Linked DNA regions of Homo sapiens: region 2 is linked to region 1. Evidence: chromatin loops called from intact Hi-C (ENCODE). Cell type or tissue: IMR-90. All regions are shown on one strand. Links, peaks and the distances in the headings refer to the core of each region. The heading gives the core; the rest is flanking DNA. Region 1 overlaps KCNJ16 (potassium inwardly rectifying channel subfamily J member 16). Region 2 has its middle 23 kb from the start of LINC01483.

Region 1 (16,966 bases), core at 6,363-11,362:
CCTTTAGTTTCTTGCTATTACCTAGGTAGGGCTTCATTAGACACTTAAGGGCTGCTTTGCTTGAACTGAATACATACCCTTGAATCATCCTGATGTACTTTATCAAGAGTCACCTCTCCCTTACTTATTTCCAGGGCAATATTTACATTTAATCGGGGAGTGTGGAGTTCATCAGTCTATGCAAGTAAATGTTAACATTCCATGTCCTGTGACAGCTTGGGTGAGAGCTGTAATTTATTGGGTTGGAGGGGGGTTGTGGTTATTTGCATTGTGTAAGCTAAGCCTCATTCTTAACACAGAAAAAAGAATGCTACACAACACCAAAAAGGCTAAAATTTGTTTTGCATTATAAATAACAGAAACCTAAAACATCTACCTAAAAGCACATTGGAATGAACCATAGCAAGTTCCTAATTTTGTTTTTCATTGTGTTTTTATTGTTTTATGAGTCTTAGTTTCCATATAGGATCAAAATGACTCAAATCACATCTTTTACATAAGTGTTTTCTACTTTTAGCCTGTATATTTACAATTATGGAATAAACCATATATGCAAGTTTACCTTCCTCCAAGAAAATATGGATCTGTAGATACCATGTGAAGTCAAAGAACAACATTTTAAGATTTTTATCACTTCCTGACCATGGGATGTTTTACAACCTAAGAATAGCATTTCTGAAAAACAAACTCAGAGCATGAGTTATGTAAGAGGCAGTTGGTTTTACAGTTCGAAATAACTGAAATATGTACTAGTCCATTGTATTAGTCAAGGTTCTCTAGAGAAACAGAACCAATAGATAGATAGATAGATAGATAGATAGATAGATACATAGACAGATAGATATAGATAGATATAGATAGATGATAGATATAGATAGATAGATAGATAGATAGATAGATAGATAGATAGATAGATGAGATTCATAATGAAAACTGACTTATTCAATTATGCAGGCTAAGAAGTCCCACAATATGCCATCTGCAGCTGGAGAACTAGAAAAACTGTGCTGAAATTCAGTCTGATTAAGAAGGTCTGAGAATTTTGGAAGCCAATGGTATAAATTTTATTTAAAGTCCAAAGGTCCAAAAACCTGAAGCTCTGATGGCTGAGGGAAGAATATGGATGCCCCATCTCCAGAAAAAGGAAAAGATGTTTGTCCTTCCTCCACCATTTTGTTCCATCCAGACCCTCAGCAGATTGCATGATGCCCCCCACATTAGCGAGGGCATTCTTTACTCAGTCTACTGACTCAAATGCTAATCTCAAATGCCAGACATCCTCACAGACACACCCAGAAGTAATGTTTTACCAGCTATCTGGCCAACCCTTCGCCAGTCAAGCTGACACATAAAATATAACCAACACGTCCATCAATTTGCAAAGGTTGAAAGTTAGTAAAAGATTCCTCAGAAAGGAAGAAATGGAAGAAAATCTGAAAAAGGTGAAATAACCTTTTGGACGCAAGTGTGGATGCTCTATAGTATTATTTGTCTAAGGCTGCTTTGACAAAGCATTGCAAACTGGGTGGCATAAAACAACAGAAATGTATTTTCTCACAGTTCAAGAGGCTAGAAGTCTGAGCCAAGGTGTAGTGTTGGGAGGGCCTTGCTCCTTCTGAAGCCTCTAAGGGAGAATGTCCCCTTTCCACTTTTAGCTTCTGCTAGCCCCGGGCTTTCCTTCCTTGTAGCAGTGCAATTCATCTTCACCTGAATTCTTCTGTGTGTGTGTGTCTGTGTCCAGATCTCCTGTAAGGACACCAGTCGTATTGGATCCGGGCCCACTCTAATGACTTTATCATAACTTGATTACATCTGCAAAGACCCTATTTCCAAATCAGGTCTCATTTGCAGGTACTAGGAGTTAGAACTTCAAAATTTCTTTTTCTGGGACACAATTTAACCCATAATAGATAGTGATGACAAGAAAATGAGAGACTCCAGGAGATTCCATGCTTTCCTTATAAAAGGGTAGAGAAACATAGTGAAATGAAGGAGGGCTTTGTTTTCATTTTCTTACTAATAATTCTTTCTTTTACTGTGCTTTTAGTTTCTTATGGCCATTATTGGGAGGTAAGATAATACCACATGGAAGCACTTATTTTTCTACTTATTATTTAAATCTTTCATTCTTTTCAAGAGGCTTGGCCAATTATTCTGTAATTTGCCATAACTATTGGAATATGGTTAGGTGTCAGCAAGCAGGCGATCTTAGTACAGATAACAAAAAATAGAACATGTTTCACAAGGAGTAAGGAAAAAAAAAACAAATAAAAAGGGCAAATAAGGGGAATAATTAATGATGGATTAGGAAAGGTGAAAGACATGAAGCATTGTCAAAAATATTTATCCTATAAACTTGGTTTAAATTGCGATTTGGTATTGATGCAATGGCTCATGACTCAGGTTTTCTTCCATAATGTCTCTTGTGCCCCAGACAGCCCTGTGTTCTGAAGCTTCCTTTATATTTTCCAGAATTCACAGCCTAAAGAGAAATAACAATTGTGACATTTGCATTTACTTAAGGCTTTGGAAAAACTCAAAGTGAAAATAAAAGTAACCTTCAAGAATTGTCTCCATGGAATAACTGTCTCAACTATTTTGGCCAAGACTGTCTTTAGGTCTTTATTTTCATGGCAGGAATAGCAATAGTTTCAAGCTTTGGAGGGTAAGGGAAGTTGGAAAGGTGGGAATATCAATTGTATCTTTCTACAAGAGAAAACATCTACATGAAGAAAACAGTAGTAAGTGTTGCAATTAGAAATTTGAGAAATTGTAAAAGTTGAAAGAACTTGAACTGCTAACAATTAATAAAAGTATGTATTTTATCTACAGAGATTATCTAGAATGAAAGGATGGGAAGGTGAGGTATTTAAATTATTGTAACCATCCATTGCACTTATTTATTAGTCAATGAGGTGAAAGGTGGGGGGAATAACATATATTTTCTTAATTTTTTGTGATTAAACAAATTCGAGGTGGTAGATTTGATAGGGCTGAAATTTATTATACCACTGTCCCCCGCAGGTTTGAAACAATTTAGGACGCTACATAGAATTACACTTGAAAGTAAATTGCACTGTAGGCAAATCATGTTTCCAAGAACATGACACATCTTACTGGCTAGAGTTAACCAGTCCTGAGAAACGGCAGGAACTCTTGCTCTCCAAATCCTATCTTGCAAGGCCGTAGAATTTGTCCACAGAAAATCATCACCAGTCATCACTGAGCATTTGTCACAGTAGGTTTTATTAAGTTCAGACAGATTCAATTATAATTAAATCAATCAACCTTTCATATATTGGCTAACAGACAGACTTCTAAGAAAACCAAGCTTCCCTAAAAAAAAGCAATTAGATATTATTTTCTTGATTCAACTTATGTGAGCATATGAATAATTTACTTTTGTTTGTTTAATTCACAAATAGCTCAATTTATAAGTATTGGTGTGGGCTATAGGCTTAAGAAACATGTTTGTGTAAAGCTGCTGTCCCACGTAGCATTTACCACCATACTATGTTTTTTATCTTGAGATGCTGAATATACAAATAAATACTGGCCAGACCATGTAAGACAAAACAACTTTGACCATAATCTCTGCAGGAACCAGCCCAGGAAGCCCAATCATAACCTTTGTAGCCATTTGGCCCAAAATGGTCAGAACTTGGTCAATGACTCTCAGCTTTCCTTATGCTTGCCTTCACTTCTAACCTAGAACCAACCAGAAAAAGAAAATGTGCTCCTCAAACCATTTATAGAGGAAGCCCGGCTTCCACATAGCCTACCTCCAGCTTCCTCAGCCAACAGCTTTTGATCAGGGCAAACGTGAAGCTTTTCTACTCTTTCTACTATAAAGATTTTCCACTCCTCTGCCTGCCTGTGAGTCTCTGGCAAACAAAAGTGATCGTGCCTGTCTTCCTTGCAAGCTCTGGATAAATAATTTCTGCTTGTTCTGGTTCAGATGATCGTTGTTTATTTCCACAATCTTTATTAGGATCTCTATACAGAATCTTTTAAATGGCAAGATTAGCCCTGCCCAGATTTAGGAAATCATTTAGGGCCACTGGATATCAAATGTGGTACCAAAAAAAATGTTGAAACTGATTCAAACTTGGGTCAAGATCCCTTTGATCTAGCTCAAATCTGTGATAATTTGGCATTTTATATTACTTAATCCTTTTTTTTTTTTTTTTTTTTTTTTTTTTTTGAGATGGAGTCTTGCTCTGTCACCCAGGCTGTAGTGCAGTGGCACTATCTCGGCTCACTGCAAGCTCCGCCTCCCGGGTTCACACCATTCTCCTGCCTCAGCCTCCCGAGTAGCTGGGACTACAGGCGCCCACCACCATGTCTGGCTAATTTTTTGTATTTTTGAGTAGAGACGGGGTTTCGCTGTGTTAGCCAGGATGGTCTTGATCTCCTGACCTCGTGATCCGCCCACCTGGGTCTCCCAAAGTGCTGGGATTACAGGCATGAGCCACCGCACCCAGCCTACTCAATCCTTTTTCCAGTCCATTTCAGCAAAAGCCTCACTGCTTGTGAGTGTCCTGCATACAGTCTGATTTGGGTGGTTGTTTTCTTTGTGGAACTACTTAGAGGTCATATGACATTTGCCTGTGGATAGTTCAAATTGGCTCTATTTTCTTAGGTCCATTTTGCCCTTATTCACTGAGAAATATGTGGTCTCTCATATAAGATTGTTTCCATTGAAATTCTGCCAATACCTTTTATTCAACTTGTAAGCATGGAAAAGTATTATGAACTTATTTAATTTTTAATTTATTTAAAAATTTTTATAGTAACATTAGCACCTACCTTCTAAAGTTGTTTGAGAATTAAAGGATAATTTCTGTAAGACAATTACCAAAGTTCCAATATGTAATGCTTATTCAATAAATAATAACTATCATTATTATTACATCATAATAGGTGCCTATATTTCTAAATTAACAATCTTTTGTACTATTGATGTGACAATATGTACATTAAGTGGGGTGAAGAATTAAGTCATTCTCTTCATAATCAGGTGATAACAACCTTCTCCTTTATTGAGAATCAAGCATCTCAGAGCGAGCGTGAATGGATATTAGAGTTTCTGCCTCAGTGTTCTCAACAGCTTCTACTGGTAAAGCAAGTTACAGCTAGTAACTTGGTCAGGGTTTTTGGATATAAACTTTATTGTTTAGAGTGTAGACCAACCTACATTTAAAATATGATACTTCAGAAGTGCAGAAAGGTACGTGACACAGCCAACTGAAGAGGTAACATGTCCTAACATATTAAATTTTCTCTATTCTCTTTTGAACCCTATTACAATCAAAGAAATCTCCATGGTGAAATGCTCATTTTGCAGACACGATATTGTGTAAGTTTTATTTCATAATCACACAAAGGAAAAATTCCTGGGCATTTTATGTGCACTTTTGTTAATGTGATCACAGATACAGAGTTAGCCGTTCAACCCCAAACGAGACATGACCTCACTGGGAGGTTTGTTCGTTCACTGCATTACGGGGATCCACACAAAGGACATGTCAATGGCACAACCCATGCGCCCCCGTCTCCCCACTCTTGTCAGGATTTGTCCTGGGAAGTTTCTAGCAAACATTTTTGGAGCAAATATTTTGTGAGAATGTCACTGTTTTTGTTAGAAAGGCCATTTAGGGGTCTAACTAGGAACCAAGAATGGAATGAGTTACCTTATTAAAAATTTTAAATCAAAAAGTGTTTATATTGTTTGGTGAGTTTCAGTAGAAATTAGAGGAGGAGGTCAGGAGCAGGAGGATGGAGAAATAAGAGCTCCATCAGGAGCACCAGGAATGCTTTTTAAAAACATACATATTCTATTAGATTCTCAAGGAAATGTGACTAAGAACAGGCCCTCATCGCAGCCCCATATAGCATAGTTTTCAATTTTTCTACAGTGACTATTTCAAATATTTTCTGTTCTCTTCAAATCTCTACTCTTGTCTCCTTTACCCACTACCCCTATTTAACAGGGAAAATAAAATCACAAACTTCTTGTCTACCATCCATAGACCTGATTGCATCTGTATCCACTCTTTCCTTGCAAAGAACCTTGACTCTTTCCCATCCTTCTACTCTGCTCCTTCACCTCCATTTTCTTCTCTTTCCTTCATTATGGATTTCTAATTATTGTTGATTCTGACTTCCAAGTCCCTCTTGAATCTGTTTCCTAGGTTATGACCTCCTCCTCACTTGTCTGACCAATCTGTTCTCAACACTAGAGCCAGAATCTTAAATACAGATCTTCAGTGTTTTATCTTTATGCTAATCAGATTGTGTTAGTCTCCTGATCAAAGCTCTTTAATGCTTTCCTAGAATAATACAAATTCTTTAACATGAATTACCAGATGCTGCTTACCACTCCAGCTCTACCTCATACTTCTCCCCATTTTAGATCCCAGGATGCAGCCAAGTAATAATTTAAAAAAAATTTTCCTAGTAACTCTCATTCAGTGTGAACACAGTTTGTCTCAACGAGTTTGGTTCAGTATGAATAGAGTAAGGGTGTAAATTGCACCCTTGGGGAAATGTGACTCAACAAGTAACTACTGCAGAATGGATTCACTGGAGAACAAAAGCAAACATATTCGTGCTTTGAAGAATTTAGGAGTCAATCAAGTGTGGAAAAGGCTAAACATAAAAATAATTTTATTCATGAGTACAGTTCTAACTTGAATATTCATAACATTTTATTAATTTATCATAAGGACTTAAATGCTGAGTTATAGGAAAACAATTTAAAAATTTAAGATAAATCATTTTTGCCATATGCCTCTTAACAAGACAGCAGTTGAAATCTTCTTTCTTTTCCCTTTGATTAAAAAAAAAAAAAACCTTTATGGCCTAGTGGCATATAATAATTGTATTACGTGTGTGTGTGCATATAGATATTATTAAATTATAATGTACACTGATATACGGGCTTTCCCCAATTTTATTTCTAGCACTGTCATCGAAGATTAATTTTTTTCTGACTCAAATATTAGAAGCTAGAAGCTTTTTCTATGACTTTATGTATTTCCTCCACTCATAGTAGCTTTGAAGTTGAATTTTGAGTGGAATGGAACCTTTGAAGTAGAATTTTGAACAGAATCTGGACTGATATGGGGCTGGTCAAACGGCACCTCAATAATTATGAATTAAAATATATAACATTTTTTAAAGACATTCAAAGAACAACCAGGTGTTGAGCAAATTCTAAGTGCCTGAGCCAGCTCCCACTAGCTCACAAGAGCTAACTGTTTACACCTCTTATCAAATCCACATTCTGAAGCCTCATATCAGTGACCTGACATCAGCCATGCGTGGAGTATTTACACCACAGAAATGAAAAACTCTACAAATCAGTCCTTTGATTTCCTCCAGAGAGGCAGTTAAAATGCACCAGCACTCTGCTTCCTATGAATAAGTTGACCATATATCACAGCAGTATTGATTGATGCCAGTTGTACTTCTGACCCATGATTTTCACTTTTGTCCCCACCCTTTTCTCTGTCAAAAGTGACAGATTCAACAATCACTATAGATATCAAGGAAAATAATATAATGGAGATTTTTCACTGCAAGAAATGAAGACTGGGTTAGAAGGTAAAGAAGCAACTACAAAATGTTTATCTTTATGTGAAGAACAGGCTCCTGGAAGTAGTACGAGACTTGTTTTGCAGAGCTTCAGGGGACAGCATGAGGACAGGAAGATCTTGTGAAAGCTATAGGGAGACACATTTTTATCTGAGTTTAAGGAAGGACTTCCTCATGGGTAAGGTCTAGTCATCATAAAATAGGAATAGAATGCATTTAGGGGTGAATGAGGTCTTAGTCCACGAAAACAGTCAAGTAGAGACGGACAGCCATCTTGAGGGGTGTTGTGGAGGAGCTGGGGCAATAAATGCTTGGGTGTTAATGCCTTTCTCATGATTCATATTGTGGGTTGAATCTTTCTCATGGCATTTCTTCACTCAGTCATTTTGGCAATCCTCAGAGGGTCTTTGCCTGGTGCTATGTGTGTTTGGGAGTAGATACAAGGAGAAGAAAAAAATAATTCGCTCAAATTCACACAAAAAAGTGACCCAAACCAAAATCCTTATTAAGCCTCACTGTTAAGTTTTAAAATGATATGATGATCACTAATTTGAGAGGAACTACATGTTAGCCAACCCATCACTGATTTATTTGTGATTTCAGATTTTGAAATCTATTAGGATAATCAATTTCACTTCAGCACGGTTTGGTCAAAGAAAGGAAAATACATCAGAGGGATTCAAATAACTTTAGAATCATAAGTAGTGTGAGAGATCTACAGGAGGAAAGTCCGTTTAGCAGTGAGAACTTCAGACACTTCCTCTATATCCTATGGTAACCAGGCAGTTAGAATAACAGGAAGCCCTCAGGCCGGCAAAAATGGCACCTGTGAAGTTTGTTTGGGTCTATCTGAAGGCAGGATTTCAGCAGGGGCTGAGGCTGTACAGAACAACTTAAAATTTTCAGTTGGATAAGAAAAATCGGTAAAACTTAAAAATTGTATTCATTTCCTAATGCCTACGTGGTATTACATATAAGTCAGACAATTGTTTTCTCTATTTCAAATTACTGGATTAGTTTGATTATTATACGGACTATCAGAAGAATAGTGGTACAGCTTTTCTCCAAGATCAACGCCTTTCATTTGTGGATCTTCCATCTTACCTGATACTTCTCTGCCCGTGTCTTCAGTACTGGAATTTACTCCAGTACTTCTTATTTTCTGTTTGTCTTTTCACCACCCGAAAAACATTACTCTCACTCACCAAACTATGTACACCTTTCTTTATATTCTCCCAATCAGACTTAACAAACACTTAGATGACATTTATTTTTGCCTGGTACTGTTTTAAGTGCTTTACAAATATGAATTCATTTACTTCTGCTAAGAGCTAATATATTTCTATTATCTTCCTTTTACAGAATGGGGGATTGAGGCACAGAGTGTTAAAATAGTGAGACACAGGATTCTAACTGGCAGACTGGCACTTTATCTCAATTCTTAACTGCTGTGTTGCCTCTCACTTTAAAGGTAAGAAATTAAACCAATTTTAACATGATTCTCCGAAAAACCAATACTTGCACTCCTTCCTCCATGAAAATGTGCTTTATCCCTACGCATTTTTCCAGAAGTCCAGCTTTCTACTTATACGTTTATATTTTCATAAACTTTGCTACAGAGCAAATTCGGTGTTACAAACATTGCTTCCTTTTGTTCACATTTTACACGTTTACTGCCTCCTTAAATCATTCACCTTCACTGTATTTTAGGAAAGAAATGCTATTTATATATTTTGTGAATCCACAGTCTATTATACATTCTGCTAACTAAGAATAAAACTTGTCTACTTGGTTATTTGAGTCTAGAGAATGATTTTCAACCTGGAGTGACTTTGCTCACCAAGGGACATCTGGCAATGTCTGGTCACATTTTTGGATGTCTCTACTGGGGTTTGGGGTCATACTGGCATCTAGTGGGAAGAGTTTAGGGATGCTGTTAAACTAAATGCCATAACCACAGGTCATCTTCCCACAACAAAGAATTTTCTGGCCCTAAATATTGAGGTTGAGAAACCCAGATCTAGGATATTCTGTGCATTTAAAATGATTCCGTTCAGAACAATTTAGGTACTTTCTCAATAGTACTGCAAAAGCTATATGAAAACTATATGTATATAAAAATTATATCTATCTGTCTCTAGCTACATTAACATATCAATCTGCTAGGTTAAGTAGACTCAATTTAACCATCTGGTGTTTCATGTTTGCTTTTGATTTGTAAAAGACTCAGACCTATAACATAGCCTTAATGCTAATATCATTCTTGAGATAAACGATTATAATTGCAGATTTCTTTTTTTTTGAGAAAGAGTCTCGCTCTGTCACCCAGGCTGGAGTGCAGTGGCACCATCTCAGCTCACTGCAAACTCCACCTCCCAGGTTCAAACAATTCTCCTGCCTCAGCTTCCCGAGTAGCTGGGATTACAGGTGCCCGCTACCAATACTTGCAGATTTCTTTAGTGTTATGTTATTTAGCCACTCATCCATTTTTTTAAAGATTTAAGTATTAAGCATTCACTGTACACCAAGCAATGTTCTTAGTGAACAAGTAATTTAGAATTAGATTACAATTAAATTGTGGATTTTAGGACATTTTAGTTAACGTTTACTGAAAAGTATTATCACAGAATTTATATTTTCTATAGTTTATGTTGTTTTATATGATTATAAAAGCAATGATTTAAGAATTAAGTGAAGTATTTTACATGATGTGGAAAAAATGAGAGAAAAAGATGGAAAAGAGTTGATTGAATTATTCATTTTCACCTGATTAGTTGAAGCCAGTGGTTAGTAACATCACATGCACAAAGGACCCAGTGGCTGATTCAAAATAGTATTCCATTCTCTCCCCATGATTTTACAATGAAACTACGAGACCAATCAGGACACCTTCTTCTTTCTTCTTGTTCACCAAAAGTACTTTTTTTTTTTTTTTTTTTTTTTTTTTTTTGAGATGGAGTCTCTCTCTGTTGCCCAGGCTGGAGTGCAGTGGCACAATCTTAGTTCACTACAACCTCTGCCTCCCCGGTTCAAGCAATTCTTCTGTCTCAGCCTCCCGAGTAGCTGGGACTACAGGCATGCGCCACCACGCCTGGCTAATTTTTGTATCTTTAGTAGAGACGGGGTTTCACCATATTGGCCAGGCTGGTCTCCAACTCCTGACCTCGTGATCTGCCCGCCTCAGCCTCCCAAAGAGCTAGGATTACAGGCGTGAGCCACCGCTACCTGCACAAGTAGTTATTTTTAATAGCAATGACACACAAGAGTAATTGCAGGACATTTACTTAACTAAAAAAATCAGTTGGCAAAATCTTATGTGAAAAATTAAAACAAAACAAATAACCATTTCCCTGAAAAATTAACCCCACTTGGACCTCCACATCCTTTCCCATCCATCACCACATTTTTCTACCCCATTTGACAGCGGAACTCTCTGTAGGCTTTCTGCATGCTTTCAACACTTCCTGTCACCGTTTTTACTCGTCCCTAGTCAAATCAGGCATTTATCTCCAAAACTCTGTTGTGACATCTTTCATCAAGGTCACCAGTGACATCACACTGCTAAATCCAATGGTCAATTCTTGTCCTTATCCTGACTGATTGTTAATATCTAACACACATGATCACTGACTTTTTCTTTTTCCTTTCCTTTTTTTTGAGACAGGGTCTCACTCTGCCGCTCTGGCTGGAGGGCAGTGGCATGACCAGGGCTCACTGTAGCCTTGACCTCCTGGGCTCAAGTGATCCTGCCACCTTAGGCACTCAAGTAGCTGGGACTACATGTGTGCACCATCATCCAGCTTATGTATATTATATATATATATTTAATATATATATTTATATGTGTATATAATATATATAATTTATTTAATATATATTTATGTGTATATAAATATATATGTGTATATATATTTTTGTGTATATATATGTGTATTATATATTTATGTGTATATATATATTTATGTGTATATGTGTATATAATATGCATATATGTGTGTGTGTATATATATATATATATATATATATACACACACATATATATATATTTTTTTGTCAAGACAGCGTCTCACTATTTTGCCCAGGCTGGTCACGAACTCCTGGGCTCAAGCAATCCTCTCGCCTTAGTCTCCCAAAGTGCTAGGATTACAGGGGTGAGACACTATGCCCGACCACACTGCCTTTTGCTTGTAACACTTTCTTTACTTCGTATCACATGTCACAATTTTTCCTCCTACTTCAAGCAATTCTTTTTCTCAGTCTTCTTAGTTATAGCCTCCTCATTTTCCCAGACTTAAATTAGGCTGTCCCAGGCCTTCGTCATTGGAATCCTTCTCCTTTCTAACTACTCTGACTCTTGTATTGTTTCATCCATGTTCATGGTTGCAATTACTCTATGTACACTGATAACTTCCAATCTTATATTTCCATTCTGAAATTCTCCCCTGAGCTCCAGACTAATATATTGTCTCCTTGACATGTTCATTTGGCTGTCAGAAAGCATATCAAATTTTGCACAATAAAACACCAATTATTGATTTCCTCACTCCAAAACTCCTTTTCTACCAGCTCCATTATCTGAGTAAACAGCACAAGTATTTACTGTGCTATTTATTGGGTAATGGTTCATTTTTATTTTATTATCTTTTTTTTTTTTTTTTGAGACAGGATTTCATTCTGTCACCTGGGCTGGAGTTCAGTGGTGTCATCCTAGCAAACTTGCAGCCTCGATCTCCTGGGTTCAAGTGATCCTCCCACCTCAGCATCCCAGGCGATCCTCCTACCTCAGCATCCCAGATAGCTGGGACTACAGGCACATGCTACTGTGCCCAGCTAATTTATTTTTTATTTTTAGTAGAGATGAGGTTTCACTACATTGCCCAGGTTGGTCTTAAACTTCTGAGCTGAAACCATCCTCCTGCCTCAGCCCCTCAAAGTGCTGGAATTACAGGAATGAGCCACTGCACCTGGCAAGTAATGCTTCTTTACAAGAAACTTGCTCCCTCTCTAATCTGAAATTTAGAGGAAGCAAATGAACAAACAGCAAAACAAGACCAGCATGTTGAAAGAACATCTAAACTTTGTCCTTGGAGTCACTACTGAGGTGGCTGATAGTCTTTCTGGGGGCATACGCTTCCTTGAAACCCAAATGAAATGATGTTGGGCAAGATGCTGTTTGCCATAGGTATAGGGTTACATAGTCAGACAAAGTGTGCATTTGCATAGAAAAATCTTTGCTGTCACAATCACAGAGCACCTACACTTAAGAAGCACACACTTGGAAGAGGTTGTACAAGACCTAGAGGTGTCAGTAAGAGAAAATGCAGCCTTCCAGGACAATAAGAAATTTAGGGGTAATGTGTGGCCACTTTTGTGATATGGAAAGATTTTTATTATTATATAAGCTTCCAGAGGTTTGATCAGAAAACAAAGATGTAAATAGGCATGGAAGAAGGCTATTCTTGGTTCTTGTTTTCTGTCCGCCACCATTGGCAAGACTATCTACTATGCGTAGGCATGGGAACCAGTTAAAGAAAGTGTCGATTCACTAGAGCGAAGCTGAGAACTCAGTGGCCTTTGTCTGTGGTGAATGTATCCGGAAAGGCAAAGAAGAGAGAGATTCTCCTGTGGGGTTTCTCATCTCCATGGCGGTAGGTGCTGACAGCTTCAGAAGGGTACTAACAGGGCCAAGAGAAAAGGGCCCTGAGATGCTCAGCTACGGTGCTCTTACAAGATGAAAAGGACATGGGGTTCAGATCTGCACTTCATCATCTTTCACTAAGGTAAGATCGTGTTGTGGATTAAAAGTGTTCCAAGCTTGAACTAATTGCTTGTCGGCTCTTTTAAGCTCATCCTTTTTGCATGTATCCCCGCTAATATGCATCTTTATGATGCTTTTTTTGGCTCAGCAGTCATGCTTTATGGAGGCATGCTCTATGGCTGGGAATAGGTTTTCTTTCTCTCATATATCTCTGGGGAATGCTGAGCCAAACAGATTAAAAATGTCAGTGCCATTTGCAGATCCATTAAGGGAAGTAACATTCAGAGACAGAGGGAGACTAAAAGGATGATGACTTAGCCAGCTGACATAACTTACTGACGTGGAGCAACGTGGAAGAGGTGAATCTTTCATTTCCTGTGGAAAACAGTCATTCATAAAACCATCTTTTTTGTATGTCTTTGTCACTCTTCCACTGTTGCAAAGTGACAGCAAAGTAGCATCGCAAATTTGAAACTGTGTAATAAAATACGTTGACATCAATTTGGAATTACATCTTCACAACTAAAAATATAGACAGAAATGCCGTAAAGACTCTTTAGAAAAACAACTGCTAAAAGGTAACTTCAATAAATAATAAGCCCTTCAAGCATTGAAATCTGACTAAGTATAAAAGCACGGGGCTTTCGAACTTTTAATGTTTTTCTTCTGCTCATTGCTTTCTTTCAATTTGTAATCTGGACTGTTGCTATGGAGTAAATAACACCTACTACATTCCATGCCTTCAGGTTTCCATTTCACTAGAAGAAGTGGCACAAGTTGAAGGAAGGCAGCTTATCCATGTGAAAATTCTAAGACAGTATAGATGCCTGGCCATGGGTTTAGCCATAAATGACTTACTTATGAAACATGTTAAGCTTTTCTGTTTAAAATCCCTCCCCTGCCTTTTAAAAAATTTCCCATGAATCTTGAAATAATCCTGAGAATTCAGATGGAGTGCGGGTATTTTTTCTAATTGTTGCTCAGAAAATCCTTGATCCAGTCTGAGTGTTTTGTTATCATTGAGCCATATGCAGAATTACAAAATGAAAATGAAAACAGGTCAGCTAAAATTAAGAAGTCAATGCAAGGAGTAAAGGCACAGATAATACCAAAACATGAGTCAGGATGATCTGTCTCGTTGGCCTGACAAATATGGCTCAAAATTATTTTTTTTAAAAAAGATTAGAAGTTCTGAAAGTCTACAATCTGCAAGGTAGAGACCAAATTGGCTACGCATTGGCAGTGTGACCTTCCCCCAAATTACTAAGCTTCTCTCTGCCTCCTTTTCAAAAGCCTTTACTAGTATCTATATCTTAGATATTATTTAATTTCATTTGATAATTGTGTACCTGACACACAAGGAGCACAGAGTAAATGGAGACAATTATTGTTAGCTCCATTTTAGAGAGGAGAGAAACTGATAGAGAGAGTGATAGGGGGTTAATAGCTAAGCTCTCAGTAATATACCAAGTGGTGCAATTCCAAAGATACATGTTTTGCTCTCAAGTTAAGAAAACACAAGCCAATTGCAATTTTGTGATGAGGAAGATGGGATACAGTTGCAATATCAAAGCTGCCTCTGACAACTAATACCAGCCCTGACCTGCTTCTGCCATGGTTTTCTGACCTGCAATATTTAATCTTCAGCTTTCAGACATCCACATTCCACCCTGGACCTTGCCTGTCTGGTAAGCCCAATCTCTGCAGGTCAGCCATGCAGCTGAGGTGAGGGAAGGTATGTTGGGATGGGCTGGCATGAGGAGTCATGGGGGTCGAGAAGAAAGTTATGGCAAGAGACATTCTTTTGTGCGTGCATAGTTTAACAGAGACGAATAATGTTCATTTTGATCTTTATTAAGAGGTGGCCTCTTAATAGGCCACCCCCTTAATAGGCCTCAGAATATCTGCTTTAAAGTGGCTTTTTCCTGATGGTTTCTTCTACCATTGTTACAGTAGCTGCCTCAAATCAGCCAAAGCAGAAGTTCCTATTTTGCTTGAGAGCTTAGGCTTCAGGCAAAAACTACTGACATTTATGAGATACCTAGTATTTTACAATGCTATCTGGTTAAATTCTTATAATTGTCCTTTTAAAAAGACAGAGAACACAGAGGTAAAATAACTGCTCTGAGTTCACATAGGCAAATGTTGGAGACGAGATTCAAACAGAAACTAGACTGACTCAAAAATCAAATCTAAGTGATGAAAGTAAAGGTACTGTTTTGTTTGCATCACTTAATAATTCATCTGGAATCACAAGTCATGATAAGAACCTAATAAGCCATATCATCAAAACCTGAGCTTGGGTCACCTTCAAGATGCAACACACCCAACATCACAGTAGATTCAGGGGCACCCTGAAACACAAGAGTAAGAAACAGAAACATCTATCCTTAGAGACTACCCTTGTAGCCATTCTGCTGAGTTGTATTTTTTTTTCATTGTTGCTTAGAAGATCCTTGATCCAGTCTGAGTGTTTTGTTTTCTTTGAGCCCTATGCAGAATTACAGAATGAAAATGAAAACAGGTCAGCTAAAATTAAGAAGTCAATGCAATGAGCAAAGGCACAGACAGTACCAAAACATGGGTCAGGATGATCTGTCCTGTTGGCATGACAAATATGGCTCACAATTTTTTTAAAAAAAAAATTAGAAGACTCAAGTCTTTTGACTTTACTGAGAAGATGAAGTCTGACACTGTTTATTTCCAATCTTCTTGGAAAGACTTTCACCACTGTTTATCTCATAAAATTGGAGTGCTATTTACCAGTTAATAAGAAAATGGCATAACATAAAACCTTTAAATACTAATGTTAAAAGAGAACTTCAGAGTTTTCTAGTTCAACCACCTAGCAAACTCATGAAGCTCTTCCTTAAATTCTTCAAGTTGATTATCCAAATTCAGAGTTAACACTCAGTAGATTGCTTCTGTTGTAAGGTACTAACAATAAAAACATTCTTCATGATACAGACATTAAATCTACATCCCTGTAAAATTCATAAGCAGATTCTAGCCCCGCCCTTTGTAGCACCATAGAGCAGGGCCCCTGTCTCTACTGCATGAATACAGAGTATTCGTAACTGCATTCAAGGGTGTGAACCAATTGCAGCCAGGGCCATGTTTTGACTATCTCAGCATACCTAGATCACAGTACAGGGAACATAGCTGGTGTTCAATAAAAGCTTTGAATATGCGAGTATATATCACCTTTAATAGTTTCTTCTCTGTTTTTTCTTTTTCCTGATTTCAGACATCCACATTCCACCCTGGGCCTTGCCCGTCTGGTGAGCCCAATCTCTGCTGGTCAGTCACGCAGTTGAGGTCAGGGAAGGTATGTTGGGATGGGCTGACATGAGGGGTAATGAGGGTCAAGATGAAAGTTAAGGCTAGGGACATTCTTTTGTGTGTGCATAGTTTAAAAGACAAATCAGTCATTTTGCATGTTGATATCTATAAATGACCACATCAACATATCTGCTTTAAAGTGGCCGTGTCCCAGTGGCTTCTTCTACCACTGTCACTTTTGAAGGAGGGTCCTGTTCCACTCCTTCATCACTATAGTGACCTCTATTAAACAAAAGAGGTACCAGGAATCAAACATTACATTTCAGA
Region 2 (16,608 bases), core at 4,719-9,718, 530 kb before region 1:
TATGTAAAGGAAAGATAACCCAGCAATTTTAAGTATGAAGGTATTTTAGACCCTCAAGCCCAATAATACTTGGCTTTTGTTGGCTGAACGTGTCAGAGCTTACATTTGAGCCACATCTCAATGTTTCGAAAAAATGTTCGTATTTTTCAGTTTGTATATTACACTAAAAACTTTGTTCACCCTCTCATGTAAGTGATAGGGCTAATTTGTTTTTCCTATTGCAAATCCTGTATTATGAGATTAAAACAGTGACAACCACTTTTGAAATAGCAAATGCAATGTATATTGAAAAACATTTTCAGGGTATTCATTAAGATTGAGATATAATACATCAGAAAAAGAGGCAGACTCAATATTTGCTTTTTTTTTTTTTTTTTTTTTTTTTTTTTTTTTTTTTTTAACAGAGATTAGGCCACTGATGCTAAAACACTATAGATTGCTGGGCTATGCTTTAAATACTGAATACACACAAATAATTTCTTTTTCTTTTTTTTTTTTTTTTTGGAGACAGAGTCTTCCTTTGTCACCCAGGTTGGAGTGCAGTGGTGCAATCTCGGCTCACTGCAACCTCCACCTCCCAGGTTCAAGCAATTCTCCTGCCTCAGCCTCCTGAGTAGCTGGGACTGCAGGTGCACACCACCACGCCCGGCTGATTTTTTGTATTTTTAGTAGAGATGGGGTTTCGCCATGTTGGCCACGCTGGTCTCGAACTCCTGTCCTCAAGTGCTCCACCTGCCTTGGCCTCCCAAAGTGCTGGGATTACAGGCGTGAGCCACCGTGTCCGACCTCAAATATTTTTAAATAAACTTTTTTTTTCAAATTTATCAAATACTTGAGAAAGGATTTCATGTGGATTTGAGGCTTAAAAGACATATATACTTTGCTATTCTACTGATACGGTTTGGCTGTGTCCCCACTCGGATCTCATCTTGAATTGTAGCTCCAGTATTCCCACCTGTTGTAGGAGGGACCTGGTGGGAGGTAATTGAATCACGGGGGCAGTTTCCCTCATACTGTTCTCATGACGGCGAGTAAGTCTCACGAGATCTGATGGTTTTATAAGGGGTCTTTCCTTTCACTTGGCTTTCATTCTTTCCTGCCTGCCATGATGTAAGACGTTCCTTTCACCTTCCACTATGATTGTGAGGCCTCTCCAGCCACGTGGAACTGTGAGTCCATTAAACATCTTTTTCTTTATAAATTACCCAGTCTTGGGTATGTCTTTATCAGCAGCATGAAAATGGACTAATACGCTAACTTTATTCTCAGAGAAAGCACAAAGCATATGTCAGTAGAAAGTGTGTCGTGTTTGGCGCCACCCATACCTGGGTTCGAATCTGTGCTCTACTGCCTAATAGCTTTTGGGGTCGAGAATAAATTCCTTCCTTCCTTCCTTCCTTTCTCTCTCTGTTTGTCTCTCTTTCTCTCTCTCTGTCTCTTGGTCTCTCGGTCTCTCTCTGTCTCTCTCTCTCTCTCTTTCTTTCTTTTTTTTTTCTTTTTTTTGGCGGAGTCTCGCTCTGTCGCCCAGACTGGAGTGCAGTGGCGCGATCTCGGCTCACTGCAAGCTCCGCCTCCCGGGTTCCCGCCATTCTCCTGCCTCAGCCTCCGGAGTAGCTGGGACTACAGGCGCCCGCCACTGCGCCCGGCTAATTTTTGTATTTTTAGTGAGACGCGGTTTCACCGTGTTAGCCAGGATGGTCTCGATTTCCTGACCTCATGATCTGCCCGCCTCGGCCTCCCAAAGTGCTGGGATTACAGGCGTGAGCCACCGCGCCCGGCCGAGGATAAATTTCTTAAACGTTCTAAGCCTCAGTTTTCAACCTAAAATAAGAGAAAGGATTAAGAACTGTATGGAAGAGAGGGGAGTGGAAATTGTAAGAAGTAAAGAATCTGGCACCGTGCCTGTCACAGGCAGGCAAACCTCCCTTTGCAGGTGATGATCTTAGTTATCATGGAACCATGGAACACCGTTCCCTTGTGTGTGCGTTTCAGTTATGCACATTTCTGCACGTGTTGCAACATGCAGAACAACAAAATCTATAAAAAGTTTTTAATATATGGCAGTTTTATAATTTCAATATATTAAAAATGTCAATAAGAAAATATAACATTTTGGTTGGGAGCGGTGGCTCACGCCTGTAATCCCAGGACTTTGGGAGGCAGAGGTGGGTGGATCACCTGAGATCAGGAGTTTGAGACCATCCATGGTGAAATCTCATCTCTACTAAAAATGCAAAAATAAGCCGGGCGTGGTGGCGGATGCCTGTAATCCCAGCTACTCAGGAGGCTGAGGCAGGAGAATCACTTGAATCTGGGAGGTGGAGGCTGCAGTGAGCTGAGATCGCGCCACTGCACTCCAGCCTGGGTGACAGAGCAAGACTCTGTCTCAAAAATGAAAAATTAAAAAAAAGAAAATATAACATTTCACTTTAAAAGGAAACATCTGAAACAACAATAAAATTAATGACTGAGCATTGTTTCATTTAATCCTTAAAAAATTGTCAACAAGGCAAGAACCGTTACTGACACCCTTTCTACAACTGGAGAAAAGGAGACCCGGAGGTTCAATAACCAAGTTTACCCAGCTAGTCAACAGACGAGCCAGACAGATAGAGAGGGGCTAACCTCTCTATCTTGTCTCTTTTGGATTTGTGTTAAAACAAAGACAAGGTTTTCTCACTTTCTTGACCCTGAGACTACGTTTTTGGGCTTTCCGTTTTGCAGGAGAAGCAATGTTTTATATGGGCCAATGTGGGGAGATGGATAAGCTGGGACTTTGGTACTCTGGATGATCCAGAAAGGCAGAGCAAATCATTGAGGATCAAACTCCAGAGCAAATTATTGAGGACCAAATCCCATAAGGGGTCAGGACCAGCTCAGCCAGTTCAACTGCAGAGGCGTTGCAAAGGGTAGAATTAGGAGACTCAGTTGGATGGGCAGGTAGTATTCCAGTGGACATCGGGGAAGATCACCAGGACGTCAGCAATTGGGCAGGCTTTAGGGTGAGCTCTTGTTTTGTTAGAGTAGGGCCAGGCAGAATAGAGACTTGGATTTTGATCAGGACTGAGACAGAGTGTGCAAATAGAAACTTAGACCAGGGAACCAACGTAAGGGAGACAGAGAAGAGTAAGTAGGAGACCTGAACTTTTCCCTCTATACTTGATCTCATATAAAAATGGCGGTGAAGGAATCTACCCATGTAACAAACTTGTACATGCATCATGTGACTCTAAAATGAAAGTTGAAGTTACTTTAAAAAATTGCAGTGGAGGAGATCATGGGACATCGGGCCAGACAGAGGCAACCCAGCGGCCCGGCAGTCAAGATAGTAGGGCCGCCAGGTCTGAGAGCAGGGCTACAGGCCAACTCCCCAGCATGTAGGGGTGGAGAGGGGCCAGTCACAGCCACGACTGGCAGGCTGAGACTGAGACCTAAGGTGAAAGGGACTGGCGGAGCCAACTAAGGAAAGGTAGGGGATTGAGGGGCTAGGAGCCAGAACCTATAAACTTGAGCTTGTAGCAGTGGCAACAAATTCTATTTCCCAGCTGGAGGGAATGGATGATCCCATACTGACTCCATGCAAAGTGTAGGACAAGAGGATTGGGAAAAAGAGATCTCTGGCCATGTGTTCCTCCCTTTTGGGAACTCCTTAAGAAATGTGAAAGGTGAGGGCTGTCACCTGGCACGATGTCTTTTTCCCTTTGAAACTTGGGGGTTGTTGTAGGCAGCACTGTCCATGCCATTCAGGTAGAGTGCAAAAAATCAGGTTCACTTGTTGAAACCAGTAGCTATAGAGCATGTGAACTACTTTTATGCCTCAATTCAAAGGAGCAAAAGAAAGGAATTCATTCTCTAAGAGCCATGTCAAAGACGGATTCCACCATTATTTGGAAATGCAATCATGCCTCTGGACTGAAAAAGTACCCAGTTAGGTTTAGCTCCTTTAAATAGTTACAGTGATTCATGAGATGGCAACATTTTCTAACATCAGATTGGAAGACCTGTGAAGGCAATTCTGTCCTGATGAAGACAGGAAAACAGCGTCTGTGTTCTGGATAGTCTGGTGTTAGTGAATGAATGTTTTGTGGTCAGAGTAAGTTATGGAAAATGTAAGTGTAATAACTTTTGCATGTGAATAGAGCTAAATTATACCAAACATTTACTAGGTGTGTGTGAGGTGGCAGGCAGGGGGAGGTGGGACAAACCTCCACTGAAATTCTACATGTGCTCTCTTGTTAATCTGTAAAAGACTTTCAGGCATTCTCTTATGGAAACTTCAGAAGCAGATGGAAATATTTTAAGATTTATAATACACATGGGCCTGTAACATGAATTTTCATTTTCCTTACAGAAGTGAACCCAGTGGAGTGCTGCATTATCCTTCATTAGTTAGCAAAAATCCAAAAGGGGAAATCATATTTTATACTATGGCTTCTAGAAGGTTTAGAAGCAACTGTCTCATTTGTGAACATGAGCAGCACAAAAGCTGTGCTTCAGTTCTTCCCATTGTATTTCCATGGTCATGATCTGCTTCATATCAGGTAGATGATAATTCTAACCTTCGCCAACAATTCAGCTAATGCAGCAAATTTCTTCTCTTCACCCCCAAAGGAATTATGTCTTTTGAGGCAAGAAATTATCAAGCTCATAGGAAATGGAATAACCATCTTTTTTCATCAGAAAACTGCATCTCTTTCAAATTGTAAAATTACCTTTGGTAACATATCCTGATTTTAATAATTTACTGAGGGTGTAGTGCATTCTTTAAATGATACATTTATGTTGGTGTACCATTAGTGTTGACAGTAATAATATCTATGTAATAAAATCTATAGGCAGTATTCTCATGGACCTATGGCTAGGGAAATCAGACTGTTTTGACATCAAAAAATCCTGAGTGAAATTTGAATATGGCATCCCAAGAATGACACTTTAGGTGCTCAGCTTTGTACATCCCCATCACCACATAATAGGAACTGAAATTTTACTCTTTCCCTCAGCCTGGTGGACCTGTGTTCTTTCCATCAATGCAAGCGGCCTCACTGGTGCTGAATGGACAGCTCTGGATAGCATTCAGATCAAGGTGGCCGTGGGTGTCTAGGACCCACGGATGGCTTCTAAGGAGCTGTGAGCCTCATAAAATTAAATGCAAAATTGCGTGTATATGATTGTGTGCACATTTTCCCAAGAAGATCCATAGCAGTGAAACCTTGCAACCAATAAAATTAAAGGATAAAATCTATTGCTTTACTCCTATCAAAAGAAATGCAATTTTCATAAAGGGTACCCTAATATTTACAAATTATAGTAATGTGCCCCATCTCCTATCCAGACCAGGTAACTAAATGATTGTAACCTGTTAATACCCAAACATCCGTGTCAACTTTTCCACAAAGTAAAACAAGGTCTCTGTATGCATTGACTACATATTAAATATACCTTACATTCCTTAAATGTTTTACAATTATACCTTAATAAATTAACATATAATATATAGGTATATTACACTTGGTATATATAATATACTTCACATATACCTTATATAATAATTTATATTATGTGATACTATATTATAATGTATTAAATATATAATATACTATTTAATAATCATAATCATATATATTATTTAACATAATATATTAACATATGCTTAATATTTAATATATTAGACTAGTTATATAAATAATATATGATATAACTATATTACATATAGAATATATTATTTATATACTTCATATATAATATATAACGACATAAATATATAGATATATATTAATATATACTTCATATATAATGTATTATATGTGAGCTATTATATATAATATATAACAATATATAATATAGTAATAAACTTCGGAGAAAAGAAATATTCTACATTGTGGAAGTTTATATTATATATGATATATACTATATAAGATATATATTATATTATTATATAATATAATGCATATGAGGTATTATATAGACTTCATATATGTTATATATGAAGTATGTTAATATATAACACCTTAATAATTATACTTTATAACATTTTGGCTAATCCAAAGGCAATTTATTTCAAAACTTAGAGTTTACTAACTTAAGTGGAAGTGGAGGAGAGTAAATTTTGACAGAAAATGGAACAGCAAAAAGTTCTTTTCAAATGTTTGATTATTGTTTCATAGTATATAATTGTAGTTCCTTACAATATTAGTTTATCTGTTTCATATTTCTTGGAAAAAACCCTTTAATGTTAAGGCTCCTATGTAGGAATTCTTTGATGAGCGCGGAAAAGCTGGAGTGAAGGGGTTGATAAATGTTTAAATTAACAAACTTGATTTTAAACTATCCAATAAATATTTCTCTTAAAAAGTTAGGCATATTTTGATCAGTTTGGTTCCTGTTTTATTTTTTTCCTTTCTTGATCCGCTTCTCAGCTGTGGCTGCGATCTCTGGCATCTCCACAGCATTGATGAAAAAACCCTTTTAAAATGACTGTATCTTGTGTCTTGTGTGGTCTTCTCTCTTCTCTCTCAATTTAAAGTATTAAAATTGTTTAACATCTTTCTAGGAAGCAGGTAACACAATGGTAAGTTTACAATCTTCCTCCTGTCCCTTTGTATACAGGGGTCAATTTATGTTGGTAATATGGTGAATGATCAAGCTCCAATATTAAACTTTGGAGACAAGTAATATCCTACCTTGTGGAAGTTTGAATTAAAAGATCTCTTTCAAGTGCAGTTGAGAATTTAGCCATAACTCTATCATTCAGAGATAAATTAAAATTCAGTGTGCTAGTGTATGTGCATGTTTTACATCAAAGGCAATGGTACCAAGAATGCATACTTAACCTTCCGCCGTGAGGAGTTTGAATTGGAAAATTTTAATCCAGGTTATAAATCACTTGAGAGACATTTAAAATAGCCACAAGGGGGCAGCAAAACACACAGGATTCCCTGAATCCACTGACGCAGGAACATTTCGCTGTGTCTTACGAAGGCAAACGAAAGAACGAATTAAAGTACCTGGCGTTTGAGCCGTCTTCAAACACTGGCATTTCTAGTACCAATACAGTGAAGCCGGCAGGGGAGACGCTATACTTCCTAACTGAATAATATATGAGACACCAACTTTCTAAGTATTTCTTTTCTTTTTCTTCTTTTTTTTTTTTTTTGAGATGGAGTCTCGCTCCCTCACCCAGGCTGGAGTGCAGTGGCGCGATCTCAGCTCACTGCAAGCTCCGCCTCCCGGGTTCAAGCGATTCGCCTGCCTCAGCCTCCGGAGTAGCTGGGATTACGGGCACCCGCCATCACGCCTAGCTAATTTTTGTATTTTTAGTAGAGTCGTGGGGAGGGTTCACCATGTTGGTCAGGCTGCTCTCGAACTCCTGACCTCAGGTGATCCATCCGCCTCGGCCTCCCAAAGTGCTGGGATTACAGGCCTGAGCCACGTGCCCGGCCCCTTTCTAAGTATTTCTTATGAAGGGCTACTGTGATTTGCACCCAGGGAGGGCGAAAACCTGTCAGTGGCTCATGATACTTACCAGTGGAGCAGATTGTAAATTCCTCTTCCTCCTTCTCCTATAAAGATTTCTCTGTATTCCAGGGGCAAATAACAATAGGTAAAGTATCAGTTAGATTTAACTTTTAAAAATAAGAAACAGACCCTCTTGCAGAAGCAGTAAATACTTATGAATCACTTATCAATTATCAGGCACTGTTCCACAGGGAAGAGTCCAGGGTACTGGTCGAACCTGGATTTTATTGTCAGGCTTTCTTGGTGTGAAACTGTACAAGCTCGGGCAGATTTCTTCGCCTTTAGATGTCTTAGTTTCTTCACTTGTAAGATGAGGCTAATTCTATAGGTTGCTTTAAAGATTAAGTAAAATAATATATGCCAGCTCAGTGGCTGACATATGATAAGAATTGAATTAACAGTTATAAAATTACTATCATACATGAGTGGCATGTGGTATTACTCAGTATTGTTTCTTGGTAACTAAATGATTATATGTAATTTCATTTAATTCTTACAACTAGTGTGAGAGACCAGTTTTATTTCTCTCCATTTTTATAGGTGAGAAGTTGAGGTTCAAAAGGACTGATTGCCTAATATAAATAAAACGGAAAAGCTAGGATTTGAACCTATCGTTTTTCTGACTCCCAGACTCAGGTACTTTCAACCACACCTGTGTAGGTAGGCTACCATCATATTTTTCCCCCTCTTCCTGGTAACTCCTAAAGTCACCTGAAGTCACCTAATAGATCTTGGAATGAGTTAGAAGTTCCACTAGGCCAGCACAAGGCAGGATCGCATGAGTCTTCTCATGCACTAATCAGACCAGGGTGTGGGGACGGAGGAGAGGAAAGACTTTCTAGTAATCATGGAGGAAGCAAGTATTACCCCCATGTCTCAAACCCAAATCAGTCTCACCTGGAAAAATCTCTCCAAGGCAACATACCTTAAACTCATGAGCACTTATTTGTGTATCTCCTACATCATCGAGTGTCATCCTTGTCTATGGGGGCAAGTGATTGTTGAAATGAGTTGACTCATCTATGGTGAAGAGCTATATGGATGTCTGGAATCAGAATGTTCCCGAGGTTTTTAAGTCTTGAAATAATCATTTAAGTGCATAGAATTTGTTCTATTTGCTCTCTCTCAATATGGAAATGGAAAGACCCTTCTTTGCATGTTTAATTGGAGAAGGCACTCTTACTTAACAGGCTTACAGAAGCATGTCCTCACCATGTGCACTGAGAAACCACACTGAATACACTTTTAATTATTTTATTATTATTATTTTTGAGACAGAGTCTCACTCTGTCACCCAGGCTGGAGTGCAGTGGCGCGATCTCGGCTTGCTGCAACCTTTACTTCCCGGGTTCAGGCGATCCTCATGCCTCAGCCTCCCGAGTAGCTGGCATTACAGGCATGTGCCACCACACCCAGCTAATTTTTGTATTTTTAGTACAGTCAGGATTTCATCATGTTGGCCAGGCTAGTCTCGATCTCCCGACCTCAGGTGATCCGCCCACCTCGGCCTTCCAAAGTGCTGGGATTACAGACATGAGCCACCGCACCTGGCTGTGAATGCACTTTTTAAATTAAAAATACAAACATACAAACAAAAGAAAACAAAACAAAAAACACCCTCTCTGTGTAAAGCAGCTTAATTATCCACCAATTCTTTGTTATTGTAGAGCAGTAGTTACGCCCCTAAGAGAGATGACCGCAGAGAATTACAAAGAAAAAGCCTGCTGACCTATATACATGCTTATTCCTTATTTCAACTGACAATATGGAAATGATAGAAGATACTCCCTTTAGTACCTATGGATTTTCCCACGTTCTTTTATAGAAACTTTGGGGTCCCTCAAGATGAAAAAAAGCTATCCTCAGATCCTCACTTACTCCTGTAATACAGTGAACATCACAGAGTAAAACAGAGTCTGAGCAAGATCCCTCTTGGTAAATAGTCTGCTGCTGAGACTGCCCCTTGGCACTTGGCCACTGTGACACCAATTTCAAAAGGTTAGATCTAAATGGCAAATGTTCTTAAAATATCCTCTTAATTATCTGTTGACTTTAAAAATCATATTTAACAGTAGTATTCATTTATGTCCTAAATGGGAATTGTCTTGTTTTTCTCTTTGGTGCCCTTGATATTAAATTGCTGTGGTTTGGGGAGAATTCTAAGTGGACCCCGTTTGTTCTTATTGAGGGTGGGCCTTGAGGCACATACTGACTTTCTGTGAATTTGTCTGTCTACAGAGCAAGGGGTCTGGGTGACTGTGTCAGAATGTGGGGTAAGGTGTGGCAGTGTGTGGGTGGGGATTAGAAGCCTCCAACTTGCCTAGGAACATCTCTCCATTCTTTATTCTTGAGCCAGACTTACAATCTGAAGAGTACTCTCTGCGTACTTTGAAGAAGGCGCCATGATGTTTCTTGGGGCGGTACACACTTGCAAATGAAAAGTCATATTATACTTGGTAGATTTCTCATCACTTATGGTTATTTAAGCAGATGAGAAGGAATTCTACAAAATAAGTACATAGAAAGGCTGACGCGATGGCTCAATGCCTGTAATCCCAGCACTTTGGGAAGCCGAGGCGGGTGGATCACGAGGTCAGGAGATTGAGACCATCCTGGCTAACATGGTGAAACGCTGTCTTTACTAAAAATACAAAAATTAGCCGAGTGTGGTGGTGCATGCCTGTAATCCCAGCTACTCAGGAGGCTGAGGCAGGACAATCGCTTGCAGTGAGCTGAGATCGCGCCACTGCACTCCAGCCTGGTGGCAGAGTGAGACTCCATCTCAAAAAAAAAAAAAAAAAAGTACATAGAATAGTCAGATATGAAAAAAGGCACAAATTATACTTTGTATAGTGATTCCTCTACTCATTCTTGATAAACTGTAGAATACTGCTTCCCTTGTCACACAATCCTTTTAATTAAAAAAAATGCAATGATATGCTTGCTGAATTTTTATAAGGAAGATTCTTAGGTCAGCCTTTGACATGGAGACATGTACTCGCTGAATGAATAAATCAAGATAGAAAACCTTATTTATTTAGCCAGAAATGTGCTGTGCAGCTCTTCCCTGGAGCTCCCAGAATTTCCCAGTAGTGGATCTCATAGAAAGAATTCACAGGTGAAGCTTCAGCAGAAAAGGAACCAGAAAGATAATCACTAATGTTCTTTTCCTCCCCTCCCTTCGTCTCCCCTCCCCTCCCCTCCTATCCCCTTTTTTCCCTTCCCTTCTCCTCCCCTCCCCTCTCCTTTCCTTCCTTCTCCTCCTGTCCCCTTTCTTCCTCCCCTCTTCCCTCCCCTCCCTCCCCTCTCCTCTCCTCCACGTCCCTCCCTCTCTTTCCCGTTTTCTTTCTTATTTCTTCCTCTACTCCCTCTTCCTCCTCCTTTAAGAAATGACATAATTTAAGACACTGCTGCAGATGATTTAAAACATATATTTACCTTCCTTTTTTGGATATGACCTAAAAGGAAAAAGTGATGTAAAGGAAGAAAACGACAGGTTAGAATAACTCCTCCTCCTCCTCTTCTGGTTATAAAGATTGGTCTCCAGTAGCATAATATGAAGGGAGCTGGAGATGATCTGCTCAGTGTCAGGGTGGTGTTATGTGCTTGTCTGAAAAATGAAAAGATGATTTAATCTTGTGTATGTGTTTTAACAGGATTAACTTCATGACCCCATGGAGAAGGGGTAGAGTAAGGATCTCACACCAGTGGCCTAAGGAAGTACAATTATGGAAACTGGAGGGTGTGTGCTAACTACCAACCAGTCCGGAACTTCAGTTGTGTTCATAAGGGTCCACACAACAACCTTCACCCTTGCCCAGGCTGTAAACCTCATCTGGGTTATTCTGACTCTCCATCCTGAAGTTATTTTTCTTCCCCAGTGCAGTTGAGAACTCTTTCATCAGGTCAGCAGGGAAAGGCATACGAAGCAGGATAATCTGGAAATGTGCTGGGAGAACTCTTTTTGTCCATGAGCTAAACATACCTTAATAACCTTGCCTTTAAAACAACAAACAAACAAGTAAAAAGCATACATAAGAACCAGAAACAAAATATTAACAATGACAATAACCAAACTAAACAAAAACAAAAACTATCTTGTACTGCTCCGGGTTGCAGGTTTTTAACATAACTAAGAAATTGTTATTAAAATAAAAGATATTCATTGGGAAAATGTAGATAAGCAAGTAGAAAAAGATGAAACACAGTCTTAGCATTCAGAAATAACTCTGGTTATATTTTTTGGGTTTAGACTCTCAAAGTGTGTGTGTGTGTGTGTCTTTCTCTCCTACACACAACCAATACAAATATAAATTTACCAAAATGAAAACATATTTGCTCTTATTACTCTTAATAAGCATACTCATTCTTTAATAACTGCAAAATATGTGATCATATGAGTGTACTATAGTGAATGTAACTGGCTATTACTACTGTGTATGTAAGATGTCTTGCATTTTTTCTTTCTTATAAATTGCTTTATAAAAATTGTTCTTGTAGCCAAGTGTTTGTGACGTTACAAATGTTTACTTAGGATAAATTCCTAGAAGCAGGATTTCTATGTTAGAGGTTAAGGACATTCTGAAAGCTTTTGTTGTTAAGTAATGCGAAGACACCAAGAGGTCTCACCCACACATTCTTTTGTCAGCAGTATATGAGATGCCTAGATTCTCACTACTCCTGAGGGTAATCATTGAAGTTAAAGGAAATACTTAAAAGTGGATTTTTGAAGAGGAATGACTAGGCAGTTTAATTCTGCCTTTTGGAACATTCAGACTTTATTGCCAGACCAGTCTTTTTCGGGAATTCACTTGTTACCAAATGACTTAGAGTCACACTGAAGGCTGAAGCCTATAAAAGGGGTCACACCGATGGTATTGTTCATTCATTTATAAGAAAGATCACGTCTTTCTTGCTTTATTCAAAGGAGCGGAAGCTGGCTTGCTTCCAGCTGGGATATCCTGATTGGAAGTCAACTCGGACAGTCAGCTTTGCTCCTTCCTTACCATCCTCTTAGTGCAAGTTCCTCAAAGAAGACTGATGTGTACACAGTCTGGTTTGCACATATACAATGCATCAAACACATGATCTGCTTTGCTCATCCTGTGTGGCTTTGGGGTCCAAGGGGAGGGGAGAGGAAAGAGGCTGAGAAAATGGGCATTTCTTCCTGGTAAGTCCATATCAAAGATCAGTGTTTGGCTCACCAACAGCTGCTACACTAATTATTCATCTTAATAACAATGAGTAACGATGTTTAAAAATCCCGAGTGCCTATCAACACTACATTTAGTGCTATACAATATGCTTAGCTCAAAGTCCTCATTGGACATTTTATAATAGCCTTTAAAATAATACTTACATTTTCAAAGCCCTTTACCGTGGATGAAGTGTTTTCATATTGATAAGTGAATGTACGATGGGTGGTCAGATTTGGTGGTATTTCATGCTTTTTACCTGTGTTTGAATAGTGCTCAATTTCAGGCCTTCTGACTATTCCTTCTGTTTCATGTCTACTGTTTAAATCCTTACTTAAAAAAAACCAATGATGGGCTCAAATCTCTTATCGTATTTCTTAATGGGATGGGATAAAATGAAGGATGTGGTTAGCTGTGATGACACATTTAAATAAATAGAAAAAATAGAAAAGTCAATCATGTGGCAAGATATGCTTTCACTTAGTGCCTTGTCCCCTGGAAGTCAACATGAAAAAGTGCTCTGGGTCTTGGATTAGAAAAAGCCCCAAACATCTTTCATGCATGGCTGGAAGTGTAAGACTCGTTATCCTGGCTCTAATCCAGTGCAAAGGGGAATTTCAAGAGCTGGTTCACATATTTGTAATTTTCCAGTTTTGAGCATACACTTCCTATCCTGGCCATTTGTGCTTTCTGGGGGAAGCCAGCAAATTGCTTGTGCAGAGGGAAAATGCTTCTTGATATCTTAAAACCGTAAAGTGCTGTGGGATATTTTTGGATAAAGAGTTGAGGGAGATCATTAATTTTGTAACCACTGTGTTGTCATTAGCACAGTTCTAGGCTTACAATGTTTTATTAGTGTGGTTTGCATGATTAGTTTACTTGGAGAATTATTATAAATTATTGATGCTATCATTCTGCTGTGGGGAAGCCTAGCGAACTGGAGGAAATAAAAAAGGCATAGATTTTGTTGTTGTTGTTTTTAATCCTAGTTTATGAGCTGCAGTACTCACTAAAGTGCTTTGGAAATCTACTAAAAAGTTTGTTAATTCAGGAAAAAAGATACTGGTTCAGAGGACCACCAGAGGAAGCTTCAGGGAGCAGAGGGGCTCCGGAAGGTCTTTAAGCAGGAAAATAGTACTATGAGCAACAAACTACCTTGTTTGATTGAAATGGAGCATTTTCTAAGAAGTTGAAAGGCAATGGGGTCAAAAAGATAAAACTTTTTGTCATTTAGCTAAAAAGTTTAAGAGTAGCTTTCAAGGGCCAGGCGTGGTGGCTCACGCCTATAATCCCAGCACTTTGACAGGCCAAGGCGGGCAGATCACAAGGTCAGGAGATTGAGACCATCCTGGCTAACACGGTAAAACCCCGTCTCTACTAAAAATACAAAAAAAAAAAAAAAAAAAAATCAGCCGGGCATGGTGGCGGGTGCCTGTAGTCCCAGCTACTCGGGAGGCTGAGTCAGGAGAATGGCGTGAACCTGGTAGGTGGAGCTTGCAGTGAGCCGAGATCGTGCCACTGCATTCCAGCCTGGGTGACAAGAGCGAGACTACGCCTCAAATAAAATAAAATAAAATAAAATAAAATAAAATAAAATAAAATAAAATAAAATAAAATAACTTTCAAGAAGCCAGAGCTAAGTGCTAGGAGAAATCTCCCAAGAAGATGGACACAGGTGATGTATCCTACATAGTAAGCCACATGGCCCATCATGGCTGCTTGCTGCATGAGAGGCTGCCCTTCTTGCAACTAAACATGACGACCATGACTGGCCAGAACCCTTGCTGGAGGAAGGAGAGAAGAGCAGAAGGCATTTACATAAAAGATACATCAACACTTCTCATTGTGAAAATATAAAAATAAACCCAAAGCCCTTGTTGGTGGCCGACCCTCAATCCTGGCACTGTTGCTGGATTGACTTATCCTTCTAGATGAGCTATGCTCTTTTGTGATTTGGGCTTTCTGTAAATGGTATCCCACTGCACACCCAAACATAAACGTGCTTGTAACATGTCAAGTATCTCTTGAAGCTCTTTCTGTATAAGTATACTCAGAACCACTTTTAATTTTAAACTGCAGATTGCATGTTATAGTAGGATGTACTCTATATATGTGGTCATTCTCCTGTAAATAGACAGTTAGGTTTTTCTGATGCTGCCTGCCAGATGAGAACAATGTTGTGGGTTCCAGGTGTTTAATGTCAGTTATTTTCTACCCAGTCAGGTGAAGAAGTGATATTCCGCGAATGTCTAAGGTTGGCTGGCCAGCAGAGTTTGGACGGTTGAACACACTTTTTGGTTCTGCCTCTGCATGGGTAAGCGCGTAAGACCCGTGTTGTTGCTTCTACTTAGCCTTAGAGGAAAATGTCTTAACTACAGTGTTGAGGGAACTATGTTCCCATCAGGGGACACCTGCATTTATTCCATAGGACAGTTACGTTATGTTAATATTTTTCTGATTTTCCTCTCCTTTCTGTAAGGGTAAAGGAAAAAAAACTTTTAACCTATGTTTTAGACTTCAGTGAGAACCCTCTCCTATATTCATACTTTCATTACTTTTCAGTAGATTCATAGAAACATCTATGTAGACTTAACAGTTTGGCCATTAGCTTATGGTAAAGCTTAGGACATATTCTTCCTAGCCTAAATGTGAGTATTCATTTGTGATTTAAATGACTGTGTTGCCTTTTTGTTTTGTGACTTAGACAGGGCTGATACCGGTTATGGGATGTGTGTATTATCCTAGCTCCCATAAAAGGGGCTGATTTTCCTACTAAAATCATTAAAGAAGCAAAACCTATTATGGGAAATAATGATTAGATCACAACATCCTCGATAAATAGAGAACTGGCTAGTTAAAATGACCTAGTTAAAAATGTTAATTTTGTTCATGGGTTTTAAAGTTTTATATTCCTGTTTAGCAGGAAGGGAGAATTTATTTAGGACTGAATGGAAGCTATTACAGGTGGTATTATTATTATAGAGTAACCCATGAAGAAGGATATTTTGTTTAAGCCTTCAATATCATACAATATTAAGTATTTCATAAACAATAAAAATAATCTTTTCTCTGTTGACTTTGGTTACTGATACTATTTGAAATAGAATAATGGGTTCAGTTCAGGATATCTGAGAGCAAAGATTACAAGGGAAAATTGCTGAAGATAAACCCCCCTCTCCTGCAATCTCTAAGGGCAGAGTTTATCTTGTCTGGTCTAACTCATCTGGGAATTTCAGACCTCTGAAAAAGTTCTGTTTGGAGTGAATGATTGGCCTTGAATTTTGACCTTTATAACAGAGATAACTTGGATTTTTTGGGAAATTTGATGATGATGTATAGTGAATTTTCTTATCTGGGAAAGATGAGTTTTTGAAGTGTTGTTATGGAATGGGTCTTTCTGGAAGAGTCTAGTTTTGATTCAAGCTAGCTTCCCAAATGCTGCTTGAAATCATAACATCTTGGAGAATGCTTGTACTGCTCTTAAGTAGGCAGGGGATCTTTGCTTATTCCCTGGCAGCGATGTATGGCATTTCCAGTTACTCAGGCTTAGGAAATAGAGCAGTTTTCTCCCGCAGGACTCAACTCTGCACTCTGCAAAAGAATGGCCTCTTTAGGGTACTTTGGATTTATTGTGCTAGTTTAAGCAAGGGGCACTTGACTGGGTATGATTTACTTTGTGTTTACAAGAGAAAAACAAATAAACAAACTTCCGTCTCTATTAGGTAATTGACAAATGTTTATGGAGTGTTTACTGTGCACTTTCAATTGTGCCATGCCCTTTTGGGGACATAAAAATAAATTATCGGAAGTTTCTGAATTACTTTCCCCCCAAACACCATTCTCTTCTCTAGGCAGGACTTTCCATTTAACTGTACCTAAAAATCCCAAGTCAGATAAT

The links. A loop is a pair of places that touch in the nucleus more often than their neighbours do. Peaks named below come from ENCODE experiments on the same cell type or tissue, not always from the same donor. Only the 100,000 strongest peaks of a DNase experiment are listed, where the experiment ranks them.
Region 2: it touches region 1 in a loop (6-fold over the local background); 4 of 110 quality-filtered maps call a loop at or near these places.

What each region holds. Positions count from the first base shown.
Region 1 is chr17:70,091,697-70,108,662 of GRCh38, forward strand. It overlaps KCNJ16 (potassium inwardly rectifying channel subfamily J member 16), which reads left to right. Exons shown (of 4, transcript NM_170741.4): 2 at 8,962-9,070. Among named protein-coding and RNA genes, the nearest start is that of KCNJ16, 25 kb to the left of the region's middle. In IMR-90, for the core only: a CTCF peak has its summit at 9,487 (motif pointing left); no DNase peak of the experiment used is centred there.
Region 2 is chr17:69,562,302-69,578,909 of GRCh38, forward strand. No RefSeq gene overlaps it. Among named protein-coding and RNA genes, the nearest start is that of LINC01483, 23 kb to the right of the region's middle. RefSeq lists an enhancer at 6,795-7,296. In IMR-90, for the core only: a CTCF peak has its summit at 6,908 (motif pointing right); a DNase peak (open chromatin) is centred at 6,940; H3K4me3 peaks cover 218 bases; H3K27ac peaks cover 841 bases.